3 separate regions of the Homo sapiens genome follow, and regions 2 and 3 are each linked to region 1. The links are chromatin contacts, found by Hi-C or POLR2A ChIA-PET in ENCODE. All regions are on one chromosome and are shown on one strand. Each heading gives the region's core, a stretch centred on a gene start or an enhancer-like site at or near the end of the contact. The rest is flanking DNA. Distances are from core to core; before and after follow the strand shown.

Region 1 (4,632 bases), core at 1,051-3,550:
AGGTTCAAGTGATTCTCCTGCCTCAGCCTCCTGAGTAGCTGGGATTACAGGCATGCACCACGACACCTAACTAATTTTTGTATTTTTTGTAAATTTTGTATTTTTGGTAGAGATGGGGTTTTACTGTGTTGGCCAGGTTGGTCTTGAACTACTCACCTCAAGTGATCCGCTTGCCTTGGCCTCCCAAAGTGCTGGGATTACAGGCGTGAGCCACCGCCCTCAAGTATCTAACTTAGTCAATCCACCAGGTGTCTAACTTAGTCAATCCACCAGGATGCTATATTTATAACTCTTTCAGTAGCCACTGGCTATGTGTGGCTATTGAGCACTTGAAATACGGCTAGTACAGCCAAGAAATGGAACTTTACATTTTATTTAATATTATTTAACTTGAATGTAAATAGCCACCAGTGGTGAGTGGCTCCATCCTGGGCAGCGCAGGTGTGGGCAGTGGGTCCTTTGGCTCTTCTCCAAGATGACTTCTATTCTTCTCCTGATCCACACCAGGGGTGCTTCTCCTTTCCTTTTCCTTCTTGTTTCAAGGATTCCTCAGCTGTCTCTCTAGTCAGGCCTTATTCTGTGAGGTTCATCTCTCTGCCCTGCCTCCTTTCCTCCCCCAGCCTTTGGGAGAATAAAACACTAGCTCTACCCAGTAATTAAGGTTTGAAGGTTTTCTCCCACTTTGGTGTGGACTGGCAGAACGGTGGGAGTGCCCACAAATTTCCTGTGACAAAGAAGAGAATGAAGGAAATTACTAGAAACCACCAAAAATGTCTCTCTTAATTGCAAGTGCTAGCTTCGGGGAGGCAGTCTGTTCCAGCTCCTTTTCAACTGACTACAGATATGAGAATCTAGAACTGTGTGCTTTAGGATAGGGATGGAGAGTTCTTTTCAAAATGTGCATTTTCTAGACCCCAGCTGCAAGAGACCTTGATACCAAAACCCAGTGGCCTAGGAATCAGTATTTCTTAAATATCCATTAGAGCTTCTGCATCGAACCACGTTAGGGAACAACTGATTTAATCAACACACTGATTTACTTAGGAGCTTTTGACTTAGCCTCACTCCATTAAGCCCCCATAGACTGCTCTGCTTTCCAAATGCTTATGTTCACTTTTTACAGTTTTTCTCTGGTCTCCCCTGCATTTACGGTCACCTCCAATTTCCCGCCTCCTTCTCTCTCCAAAAACACACAGCTCAGCTTTTCAAAGTTAGAATAATGCATGTAGTAATCGTAAATAAACTGCACGAAGAGCTGAGATTTCTTTCTATCTCTACGGAGTCCTGAAATGTATGAACTCTGTGACATGTGCTTTAGTCAACTTTCTTTCTAGGAGTTTGGCCCCTCTTGCCTTGCCCTCTACAGACAGTCTTCATTTTCTAAAATTTTGCATGCCAGTGCCCAGAGTGTATTTATTAACAGTTTGAAACTGTCATAAATCTCACTTGGCAGTGATTTTCTTATTAGTTTCAGCATCTCTGCCTTAGCACTGCCAAGCTTGAATGGTCTAGACATTGTCTTCAAAAATAACTCCCTCTGGGACAGGCCTGAAAGTCTCTGGCACAGGATCCCATCTATCTATGGATACTTCTCCTAGGAGATTAGAAGTCTTCCTGGCAGGCAAACATTTTGTCCCTGGAGATCCATCCACTATGGCCAGTATTATGTAAAGGATAAGAGTTCAATGGTTCACATCCATTGAATATAATTCAGTCAACAAAAGAGTGGATTATGCATATATTGCATATATGCAACTCATTTATAACCAAGGAAGAGAGGACCAACAGAAAGTTACAGTTTGGGGAGATTTAAAAATAACTGAACTTATATTGGGGACGTCTTGCTCTTGGAGATAAAAATGGCTCTTATTGCCAGCTGTTGCTCGTTTTTTGGTGGGCGGTATCAAGCATGTGATGCTTTGGTGGCTACACCAGATTCTCTTTTGCAGAACTTGCATGAAGGGTGTGGGTTCCATCCAATCTGTTATCCCCTGTTCCTTCATCCATCCCATTGCCATGCGAGTCTTACTGAGGAGGTGATCTTTACTAGAGGCCACGGATCATTTTTCCATTTCTGCATACATACAAAATTAAAGTTCACCTTGGCCCAGGACCCCTTTGGGGGGGTCACGCCCCCTGCGCCGACGTCCTGGGAGCTAGCGGTGCGCAAGCTCGGCTCACACACACCCCGCCCCGGGGCCTCCTGGGAACTGTAGTAGGCGGCTCGCGAATCCCCGCCGCCATGACAGGACCCGGACTACAGCTCCCGAAAGGCCTCGCGCGTCGCGCCTGCGCCTGCGTCCCTGCGGCCGCCAGAGGGAGGGTTAAGGCGCCTGGGCGCACAGCGAGCCGGCTGAGGGGGCTGTGGCGGCCGCGGCGGGCGACATGGACAACGCGGGGAAGGAGCGTGAGGCAGTACAGCTGATGGCGGAGGCCGAGAAGCGAGTCAAGGCCTCCCACTCCTTCCTCCGAGGGCTGTTTGGGTGAGCGCCAGACCGTGCGTGCCCTGGGGGGGGGGGGTCTCCGTACTTGGCCCCCTTCCTTTCAGGCTGACCCCCCGAGTCCCCCACGCAACCTCTGGGGCCCTCAGACCACGTCTAGGGGCCCTCAGCCTGCAGGCGCCCTCCAGAAATCCTGTAGGGTCCCCCAGCGCCCCCTGGAGCCCCCAGGACGCCCAGGGGCCCTCAGTCCGCACGCGCCCTCCAGAGACCCCACAGGCCCCCCCAGGGTCCCTGGAAACCCCGCATCCTCCCAGGGGCTCTCAGCCCCCACGCGCACTTTAGAGACCCCCTAGGGCCGGCAGAACTCCCCAGGGTTCCTCAGCCCCCACACGCTCTCCGGATCCCCTAACACGCCCCCTTAGAATCCCCAGAGTCTCACAGGGACCCTCAGCCCCCACGCGCCTTTCAGAGAACCCCTAGGACCCCCAGAGCTCCCCAAGCGCCCCACGAAGCCCCTAGAACACTCTGGGGGGGGGGCTGTCAGCCTCACGCGCCCTCTGGAGACCCCAGATCGCCCCCCTCGCCCTGGCCCGGGTTGGTGCGGGGGTCCCACGACCTAGAAGGTCAGCGGCTCCCTGAGGCCCGCGGGCGCGGTAGCTCGGGGCGCGCGTGGGGCCCCCTTCTCAGTGCGTAGCGAGTCGTATTGGTGCATTTCGCCACGCTGAAGCCCGTATCGCTCCTGAGACCGGTCCGGGTGAGGCGCGCCGGGGTGGAGCCGGAGGGGTGGGTGCGGGGGCCGCCCCCGGCGCCTGGAACGCGCACCTGGGGGCGTCCCGCCTGCAGGTGGGCCCCGCCGGGGAGGGGGCGGTCCGGCGAGGGATCCAGAGCTGGTGTGCTTGTTGGCCTCTCTCCAGGGGCCTTGCGCCGAGTACACCTTTAGTAAATACTTGACTAATGAACGAATATATTTTCTCAGCATAGTATTTTTCCTTCTCCGGAGATTGATTGATAGCCAGAGCCTCCTGTTTGATTAACGGTAACGCTGCTGCTGTTTAAGTCAGGCGTCCTTTGGGAATCCCTTTAATTTCCTGTAATTCTTCCGTGCTCTCCTAAGGAGGATTTTAAATTCCAACCTCTCAAAAAGCAGAGCCCGCACTGACAGCCCGGAAGAATTCTGGGCTGTTGAATATGTGAATGATTCAGCTGTTTAGGATGAGAAAGGCAGAAATTTTGTGTGTGCCTGTTTCGTTGTTTTCTTTTGAAAGTGAAAGATCCTTTGCTGTTACCAAGAGCAGATACTTAACCCATTGCATGACTAGACACGATTTTATTTCTGTACACATTCAGTTCAGACTCTATTTCAGAAGACAGACATAATGGGCTCTTAGCTTGTTTTGCCAACTTCATTCTTTTGGCTATAAATTATAATACTTTACCGCTATTGATACGTCTTTAGGAAATGCTTAAGGACAAGTTGCATGCAGTACGCATAACTGCAGAAATGCATAAAGGCTGCAAAAATGCAAGAAGATAAGGGTCCCTGTCCTCAGGAACCTCTCAGAGGACGTTTATCACAGCTGGTTTCTAAATTTCTCATGTGATGTGTAGGAGATATAGCTATGAATTATGTTTTGTTTTGCATTTAAAAGTTATGACAGTACCATCAAGTGCTAGCGCCACACTAACTCCTTTTAAATGTTTTGATTCACAAAACATTTAAAATTCACTCTAATAAAATTTAATGTCATAGTACCTCATGCCAGGAGGTTATTTTAATGTTACAACATTATTTCAAGTCAGGAAGTGCTTCCCTGTGGGAGAGTCTGTAACTGGCAGAGGAAAAAGCTTGACAGCACTTGGTGCTTGTCTCAGGAGAACACTCCTTTTGGGAAAGAGGTTTTCGATGTTTTTAGGAAACTAGGCCAAATCTTGAGCTTATAATCCTTAAAGGATTTTGAAAAGCCTTTGTTTTTAAAGAAACATCTCCCTTTTAAATGTTGCTACCTATGTTATTGACAGGACATATAAGAAGACGAATCTTCACCATTCACACTCAGTTACACAAAAGTTAATGCATCTTAGTTCTTACCTGGGTACAACAGGTTGGTTTATTATCTAGCTTTGGGACCTAGGGCAAGTTACTTAGCCTCTCTGTGCTTCAGTTTCCAGTGTATAAAACGGAGACAATAAT
Region 2 (4,632 bases), core at 2,133-4,632, 6.8 Mb after region 1:
CCTGGGCAACAAGAGCAAAACTCTGTCTCAAAAAAAAAAAAAAAAAAAAAAAAAAAAAAAAATATATATATATATATATATATATATATATATACACACATATATATGTATATATACACAATAAAAATAAAAATGTCTTTTATCCATCCAATTGAATTTTAAAATCATAGATTCTTAAACCTTTTTTATGCCGTGGACCCTTTTGGTTGTTTGGTGAGAGTAACATTTTCAGAATAACATTTTAAAATGCATAAAATAAAATAAATGGGATTACCAGGAAAATCAATTATACTGAACTATAACTATTAAAATGTTAGAAATAAATGTGATCTTAAGGTAGGTTTGTTATTTAGTGGCTCTCTTGAGTACCCACCCCTCCTTTGCGGGGCCCTCCCACATTGCCTGGGCGTGACCATGTGACTGCCTTTGGTCAATGGAAGTCCAGCAAAGGCTTGTGCATAGTGCGGTGCTCTCCTGGCGAGGTGTCTCGCCGCCGCAAGAAATCTGGAACCTGGTCTAAACTTTTTGAGGATGAAAAAGCAAAATGCACCAACTTTTCCTCACCCCAGGTGAGCCTAGAGCCCAGCCACAAAGCCCGGGTGACACCAGCAACCCAAAGAATTGAGAGAAATAATAACCGGTTTTTGTTTTAAGCCTCCACATTTTTGGCCATTATTTTTATGCATCAGTACATAACTGATTTGGATCCCTGAATTCTTACTGACCTTTTGGGCCCTGGATTTACTGCTTTTTTTTTTTTTTGAGATTGGGTCTCACTCTGTCACTCAGGTTGGAGTACAGTGGTGCGATCTTGGCTCACTGCAACCTCCTCCTTCCATGCTCAAGCGATTGTCCCACCTGAGCCTCCTGAGTAGCTGGGACTACAAGCACACGCCACCATGCGTGGCTTTTATTTTTGTTTGTTTTATTTTGTCGTAGAGACAGGGTTTTACCGTGTTGCCCAGGCTGGTCTCAAACTCCTGAGTTCTGGCAATCCATCCTCCTCGGCCTCCCAAAGTGCTGGGATTACAGGCATTAGCCACCGTGCCCGGCCTAGAGCTTCTGTAACTGTTTTTCACTATCAGTTATTTTAAGCTCTCACAGTTTGCGTAGAGGTCATCTATCCCCTGGCTCCTTGCAGGGAGGGTGGCAGCCGACAGCATCTTCACTCCCCGAACGTGCTGGAAATGCCATGTCTCAGGCTTCCCCTCTGACTTGCCCATTAGAAGCTGCAGTTTCACAAGACCGCCAGGTGATTCCTTTAAACATTCAAGTTTGCAAAACACTTTAAAGCAGGCACACTAAAGTCTGAGATGAGCAAACCCCTTATCTTATAATAATCTTCCCTTTCAGAAACTTCCTTCACGCCCCAATAGAAATATTTTCTGCTAAGAAAGTGCCCGTTCCGTATCGTCTGTGATGATCAAGCCTTACTGCTTCCTATTGAAAAGCTCCAGGCATGCTGTTTGTTGTCTAAAGCGTCTGCCGGGCTGCGATGGTCCGTTTTGTGTCAGACAGCAAAGTCGTGGATGGAAAGGGGGCTTATAAACACGTGTAGGTTGTTGGAATTACATTAACGAATGAATGAGCAAAACCTTCTAAACCACCGACCAATGAAACCCCGATACAGAAAATCGCTGTCATGAGTAAGTTAGCACTCCTGAAGAGTTTGAATACTGAACTGGCCAGAGTCTGCGCGCCGACGCCCCCCAGGTGGCCGGAGTGACCCGGAGCAGGCGTGGCTGTCTCTCAGACCCGCGCGTTGGGCCCGAACAGTTTGTCCCCACGCAGCTCCCATATAAGGCGGGCCCCTCCCCTGCCCCAGCCAGCTAGGTCGCCGCGCTGGCTCCCTGGCGGCTTCTCAAACCAACCCGCCGCTACTGCGCATGCTTGGCAAGCTCGCCCGCTCCTTAATATCCTGCTCCGGCTGTTCCTGCCACCCGTTGGTCAAATTCGCACCCAGCTCTGCTCCAGACAGAGGGAAAACCCAGTGATTTCCGGGCTCTAGAAACAAAGGGAGGCTATGATTCCCTGCTGGCCCTAGGGGTCCAGGGAAGGTTATGGAAAGATAATTCTTTGTGTAAGCGGGTTGCGTACTTGCAGACATCATCCCACTTGATGCATTCACCACTCTATGCCGTTGTTCCTGATTTGCAGATGAGACAAGAAGCCTCAGAGGCGCCCAGTAATTCAGAATTACAGGCTGACAAGGCTAGTGTTGGAGCTAGGACTTAAAAACAGGAGTTCCGCCTCCATTCCTTGCGTCTCCCATTATAGCTTGGCTTCCTGGAATGGCTGCTCCTGTGGCTCGCAGGTGGGCTTCTGGGTGTGCGCAAACGATTTCATGCATGCTCGATTCACTGAATGAATGAATGCATTTACCTTCTACACAGGAAGGGAGGTGGAGCTCACTTCTACCAGAGGCCCTAAGCCTTAAGATACCAGTTGTCGGCCTGGCGCGGTGGCTCACGCCTGTAATCCCAGCATTCTGGGAGGCCAAGGCGGGCGGATCATTTGAGGTCAGGAGTTCGAGACCAACCTGGCCAACATGGTGAAACCCCGTCTCTACTAAAAATACAAAAATCAGCCGGGCGTGGTGGCACGCCCAGCTATTCGGGAGGCTGAGGCAGGAGAATCTCTTGAACCCGGGAGGCGGACGTTGCAGTGAGCCGAGATCGCAGCATTACACTCCAGCCTGGGTGACCGAGCGAGACCCTGTCTCAAAAAAAAAAAAAAAAAAAAAAAAATACCAGTTGTGTTCGCCTTTAACTCCCTTATGATTAAAACTAAAAATTACTAAAGTGTACAAAAGTGCAAAACAAGTCTAAATAAGGTTTGATTCTAGCCAATATAATGACATTCCCGCACACATTTAAAACATCCAACACCCTATTAATTTTCGTTTATCGGTATCCCGAGTTAAGGGGTCCAAAACATACGGTCGGACCTCCTTAGGGTAGCAGAGAAGGCCCTAGCGGAGTTTGCCACCAACAAGCTGTGATCATCTCTGCGCCTCAGTTTGTTCGTGTGTAAAATGGATACGTTAACTCATGTTTGGCTGGGTGAAGCCAGGTTCTTGTTAAGGGCTGAAAAACTGGCTTTGGTCACCTGACCCCAGGACTGTGATCCTTGCCGCTGGCTTTAAATTGCTGCGATCCTCTTCTCTCCAGTTGTTCAGGCCATGAGGGTGGGTTCTAGTTTTCCTGAAACCATCCGCTCCGGGTCGCCCCCATAACCTCTGCGCCAAGGTCCACAACGTGGCCTTTCCAGACTTGCAGATCCCGGAGGCTGCTTCCAGGCCCCGCGGCCCCGCCCCTCTGCACCGCCCGGCCGCCGCCAAACCGTGGCGCATGGATCACGCGGGCCGGAGCCGTTCTGGGCATGCTCAGTGGCCTGGCAGGTGGGGCTGCCGCGGAACTCCAGGTCCGGCCGGGAGCAGAGGGGCGGGGGCGAGAGGGAAGTGGGCGGGAGCCGCGATCTGAGTAGCCAGCGTCGCCGGCGACCGCGGAGTTCTGGGCTAGTGGGACCCCGCGCGGGCTGGTTCGGGATGAGCGATGGCATCGGTCAAGGTGGCCGTGAGGGTCCGGCCCATGAATCGCAGGTGAGTGGGGCCGCCCGCGCCCCGCCCCCTCGTCGCGCCCCCACCCAGAGGAAGCCTGTTTCCAGCTCCCCCAAAGCCAGCCTGGACTTAAAAGTGTCACCGGCTGGTCCCTGGCCCACCGGGCCCAGGCTGTGGCCTCTGGGGGCCTGGAGGACTTCGTGCACTGCTGTCCCGTTCACATTGCCCTGGAGAGGACCCTGGTGGTAAAGGAGAAGATTCTATTAACTCTCTCCATCGTATTAACTTGAGATGTTCTTGTTCCCCCTTTAAAAAAGCATCAAGGGAACGTTACCATGAAGATGTAAAATAGTTGGGGGGAAGGTGAGAGTGCTGAGGGGGGGCACCACGAACTGTCAGGTGAACCCCTCATTTCTACCAACTCAGAAGTTCTCTTAACAATTAACCATGCTACTTTTTAATCTTTCAGTTAGAGATGATTTTGATTCCCTGAATGTCTAATCGATAACTTAGCAGTTCCTAACTTCATGTTAGAGAGTGGATGGGAAAACTTTGACAAAGTCCTGACTCCTAGAAAAAAGTCAGGGACGCTTTACACGTGTTTGAAATACTCTGATATTAAGAGAGAGGAAGAGTGTTACACACAAAATTTAATCTTGTTATATATTTCTACGAAGTAATGCTTTTTCAGAATCCTTCTCTTCATTCACTGAAAAATAGCCTGTGCTCCCTTTTCAATGACCTCTTTTTAATCCGTTTAGAAAGTTTCTTTGGAAAAGTTACTTTTTAAATTGGTTTGACTTCAAAGAATGAGGTAGAAATGGGATGTGTCCTCCAAGGTGACAGGCAAGGTTCACACAGAGCCATTTGATTTTATTGACTTCTCTACCAAGTTGGTGGATATTTGACTTACCATAGGGCCTTTTTGCTTTTGTCATATCAACTTGTGGAGGTTAATGTTTGGTAGTTCTGATGCCTGATTGGGGCAGCCGAAGGCCATAAAATCAAAAGATTTCCAGAACCTTATTTGACTCATCTAAATCTGTTTCTTCTCTTGGCAAGTAGGGAATCAT
Region 3 (4,632 bases), core at 1,520-4,019, 5.3 Mb after region 1:
CACCACGTTGGCCAGGCTGGTCTCGAACTCCTGACCTCAAATGATCTGCCTGCCTCAGCCTCCCAAAGTGCTGGGATTACAGGCATGAGCTACCGTGCCTGGCCAATAAATGGTTTTTAATAGTGGCTATATAGAGTAGAATTAATGGGAGTGGGGCCCAGGGCCTGCGTATGTTTGTGGGGTTTTTTCCAAATTATTTTACCTATTTTTAAAAACTCACCTAATATAATACCTACTTGCTGGACCTCCTCCAGGCCTACAGCTTCATTATGAGGGATTTGAAGGAGTCCCGGGATTGATATAACTCAACTGAAACACAACTGTCTTGAACCATGCACCCTTGGCAAGATCACCACTGAGACAAAAACGGAGGTGCTTATTCCACTCCCCCAACTGCAGGTCTTCCTGTCCTGTGCTTCTTACACCATGACACACCGATACCCACCCTCCCAAGCCCACACCATTCACCAGAATCATTCCTTCCACACCTGCCTCCCAGATCCTACCCTTCCTTCTCAGAGATGTCACGTGTGCTTATGATCTGGCTCTCCATCCCATCATTTGCTATCTTCCTCTAGGTTTCAAGGTCTATGCTGATTGCCTCACACATCCTTCCTGTGACCCTCACTGAACTACCTTTCTAACAACTTTCCTTACTAATCACTAAAGACCTCTTTATTCTTCCAACCCTAACACCTAGAACTCTGGCTCCTCATGTAGCACTGCTTAATTTTTGCTAGGTTACTGTGAGGATTACAGATGATATACATAAAGTGCTTAATACACTGCCTGGTATGTGGTAGACGGTCAGGAATCAATATTCATTATTTAATTTCTTGCTTCCTTGAACCTTCCGACACATCCACTGTGCTAATCATTTGTCCTAGTCTTTCCCACTGCTATTAATACAATGTAAGCCCCTAATGAAGAACCGGACATAAAAGGAAAAAAAATAAACACACACACACACACACACACACACACACACACACACACACGTTATTTTGGTTCTTCAGCTCTAACTTCCAAATAACCACTTTTCCACTCTGTAACACAATGGTGCTTAGTCCTGTGTTAAAATTCTCTGGGTTACTTTTAAAACATTGTTGAACCAGGTCCCCATCCCCAGGAGATTCTGGTTTAAATGGTCTGGGGTGGGGACCAAGCCTTAGTCACATTGTAAAAACTTTCCGGGAACATTTGATGTTCAGTTAGGGTCCAAAGCCAAGCTCTAATCCATCCCTACCCAAACCCTTCAAACATCACTTCACTGACGTCAGATCATCTGTCATACTAAATTTTACTCCATCTCAAGTTTTCCCAGGATCAACATCTTTTACTTTTCCTTGTAAGAGGCGGAAGTCTTCTGCCTCTATTCCAAAAGCCAGCCCCTTAGGAGCACATTTTAATCCCAAATCTCTGATCTCTCCTGTGCCCTTTCATTGTTAAGTCATCTCAACCCCTCGTCAAAATTCTTGTACCATCACATGCTTCCTCTCTTCTAATTTCCACAGTCTGTGAACACCAAGAACAAAGACCTCATCCACTTCATCTCTGTATATCAAGCACATAGCACAGTCCAAAGGTCTGGGTAGGCAAATCAAGAAAAGACTGTTTACTCTTGATTCATCCAGTCCATTATTTTCACCCTTGGTGAACTAGGTTCAACCCCAATCACTGCCAAGTTGTTTTCTGAAAATTCACCAATGACCCTGTTCTCAGCAAGGTCGTGAATCACTGATAGACTCTGGAAGAGTGGAGTTTCCTTATCTTTGTATTCCCAAGGTGCTTAGTGAGGTAGCTTCCACACAGTAATCACCCATTAAAGGTCTGTCAACTTGAATAAGAAAGAAAATATGAACTGAGAGGACAGAATAGTCACTGCTGATCAGCAGGTCACGGATATTTCCTGAAATAAAAGTACCAAAAAAAAAAATCTGGAGACTGTTATCTCTATCGTTCCCAGATTCTAGTTTCCATAGCAAACTGTTCATTTAAACGAGAAGTGCAAACATCTCACCAAATTATCTTGGTCAAAGGCATGGAGAGTGAGTACGGGGAAGGGGGGCTCCCTTACCATGGGATAAAATCAATAGCACGTAAAACACATTAGGCTTTAACCCCAACCTTGGGCCAGGAGGGAGGCTGGTAGCTTGCAGAATGCACCCCAAGAAACTCCTTCCCCACCTTCTATTTTCTAGCGGCCCAAGTGAGATGTGGAAAGGTCCGCACCCTGCGGGCCGGCTGTGACTTGAAAACAGAGCCACTGGGCACCCCAAAAGCTTGCGTGCCGTGCCTGTGCGGAGCAAGGCCCCTTCAGCGCGGAGCTCCAAAGGCGCTAAGCCGGGCAGCCGGGTCGTCCTGAATCTGCGGGCTGCACACGCCCGCCGGGAGCTGCAGCGCCCGGAGCCCAGCAGAGCGGCCGCCGGCCGCAGCCGCAAACGCGTGGGGTGCAGGGCCGCGCCACCGCGGGGGAAAGACACGAAGAGGAGCTGAGGAACCGAGCGGGCAGAGACCACGAGAGGCCCCAGGTCGACGCCGCGCGCGCGGGCCCGGAAGAGACGGTCACGTGACACCGACCTGCTGGTCCCACTGCTGCTTCACATGTACGCCGGCCACTGTGGCCGCCGTCAGCAGCACCGAGAGGCCCAGCACCACCTTCGAGCTCCTAGACATCCCCACGCTGGCGGCCGCGGCCTCTCTCTCCCGCCCGCCCGAGGCGCAGAGGCCGCCGCAGAGTGCGCACCGCCGCCTGTACTGCCCAGGCTCGACCCCTCGAGCGCAGAGCCCCAGCCGTCGCGTGCGCCGCTCGCCGCTGCCAGGCGTGAGCAATCGAGAGCCGAGCATAGAGCGGCGCCCAGGCTCTACGAACTCTTGGCTTCACTAGGGGCCTCCTGCACACCCCGCAGGCGACAGCGTTAGACCACCCCCGATTCAAATTCTAGGAGTCCCGGCCCAAACTGGCCCCGGCACCTTACCAGGGTGGAGGGTGGGGGTTCCATGCCCCTCAGTCAGTTCAGTACCAACCTCACCCCGGGCGGGGTCTGGATACCGTGCTGACCCCTCTCCCACAGACGTCCCTTCTGAGCCCCTGACTGATCCAGAAGCTTCGCCCAATACCGGCTTCGCCTAAACGCAGCCCCCTCATTGCTCCTTTGGCGGGGCAGGCGCCACCAGGAGACCGCCTCGTTAGGCAGCTTCAGAGGCGCGGGGTTCCCATCCGTGGAGTTTTTGCCTGAGGACCCATTATTAAACGCTGTAGTCGCGGTCACCTGGTTTCACCTTGACGCTGTGGGGCGACTGGTCAGGCTCGGATTATTATTATTATTATTATTATAATTTTGATACAGAGTCTCTGTCTATCGCCCAGGCTGGAGTGCAGTGGCGCGATCTCGGCTCACTGCAACCTTACCGGATTCAAGCGATTCTCCTGCCTCAGCCTCCCGAGAGGATTACAGGCGTGAGCCACCGCGCCTGGCCCCATGTAATCTTTGTGATCACTTTTACACCCAAGTTTCCGCGCCAGTAATACAAGGGAAATAAATGATATAAAGAAGTCTTGCGTTGGGAATAGTTAAGCAATTGTGCAAGACGCATTTTCACTTCTTCCTCGGGTAAAAAAGGCAAGGCCTCCCAGAAACTTTTAAGTATCTGATAGAGCAACCAGTGAAAACGTGTTCATCATTCAATCATTCTTTCCCACTAGAATTCACAGAGAACGAGCTTCTTCCGGTGGACACGGCTATAGGCAGTATTGATTAAGCCTCACCAGGGAGTTTTACAACATTCATTACTGTTCATAGTGCTTTGCTATTCCAGTCTCTTATGTGAGCGTAAATGGCATAAGGGGACTATTGCTCTTAAAGGTATCTTTAAAGATACCTTTTCCAAATGTCATTTTGTCCACAGCATTTTTTGCAGCCTAGAGAGAATGTACCACTGAATTGGAAAATGGAGTTCTTGCTGTAATGAACTTTGAGAAGAAATTCAGTTCAGGGTGTATTTGCATATTTCTCTTTAAAAATTATATTAGACTTCTTTTTATTCGTGGTATATCCTAGATATTTTCCCCTGTAAATCAGTGAGCCTTCAACAGAGCTGTATGTCCTTAGAGTGTACATCAGGGAATTAGATCAATCGCCTTTCATTTTATTGTGACTAATTTTTCAACTTGTTTTCTTGAAATGTACTCTTTTCTTTATTTTCAGGATACTAGAAGCAAAAAAAAAAGTATTCTACTTTTAAGAAATCATTTATTATTAACTGTGTCAAATAAAAAAGTGGGTTGGGGGACTGAGGGAGGTCTTGCAAAAAAAAAAAAGTATGTTTATCTGTTTAAATATTTATAAGCCTAAGCAGTATATTTTCCGTGATTATTGTCGCATAAATTACTGATTTGTGAGAGTGACTGCATATCATCAAACTGAGAAGCAACTATTTTTTTCTTTTTCTTTTCTTTTCTTCTTTTTAATTGAGACAGGGTCTCACTCCGTCGCCCAGGCTGGAGTGCTGTGGGGTGATCTCACTGCAACCTTTGCCTCCCAGATTCAAGCGATTCTTGTATCTCAGCCTCTGGAGTAGTTGGGGTTACAGGCCTGAGCCACCAGGCTGCACTAATTTTTGTATTTTTAG

The links. A loop is a pair of places that touch in the nucleus more often than their neighbours do. ChIA-PET counts read pairs that join two places held with the same protein, here RNA polymerase II (POLR2A). Pooled maps may share reads with other maps.
Region 2: a map of CD4-positive, alpha-beta T cell shows a loop between it and region 1 (13-fold over the local background). The contact joins the promoter of KIF16B here to the promoter of NAPB in region 1. A Hi-C loop is called at or near these places in 1 of 168 maps with a recorded cell type or tissue (CD4-positive, alpha-beta T cell) and 6 of 50 pooled maps. POLR2A ChIA-PET finds 5 or more read pairs at or near these places in 2 of 52 experiments (H1 and activated CD4-positive, alpha-beta T cell).
Region 3: a pooled map shows a loop between it and region 1 (8-fold over the local background). The contact joins the promoter of KAT14 here to the promoter of NAPB in region 1. A Hi-C loop is called at or near these places in 7 of 50 pooled maps.

What each region holds. Positions count from the first base shown.
Region 1 is chr20:23,419,156-23,423,787 of GRCh38, reverse strand. NAPB (NSF attachment protein beta) reads left to right here and starts at 2,300. Exons shown (of 11, transcript NM_022080.3): 1 at 2,300-2,483. The coding sequence starts at 2,386. RefSeq lists an enhancer at 1,922-2,111 and silencers at 2,362-2,451, 3,082-3,311.
Region 2 is chr20:16,572,198-16,576,829 of GRCh38, reverse strand. It overlaps KIF16B (kinesin family member 16B), which reads left to right and starts at 3,382. Exons shown (of 26, transcript NM_024704.5): 1 at 3,382-3,601. The coding sequence starts at 3,555. LOC124904875 (a long non-coding RNA gene) reads right to left here and starts at 1,527. Exons shown (of 2, transcript XR_007067539.1): 1 at 1,103-1,527. RefSeq lists silencers at 3,346-3,475, 3,262-3,491 and an enhancer at 3,104-3,625.
Region 3 is chr20:18,136,000-18,140,631 of GRCh38, reverse strand. It overlaps KAT14 (lysine acetyltransferase 14), which reads right to left and starts at 2,769. Exons shown (of 11, transcript NM_001392073.1): 1 at 2,581-2,769. PET117 (PET117 cytochrome c oxidase chaperone) reads right to left here and starts at 2,769. Exons shown (of 2, transcript NM_001164811.2): 1 at 2,581-2,769. The coding sequence starts at 2,676. RefSeq lists a silencer at 2,281-2,400.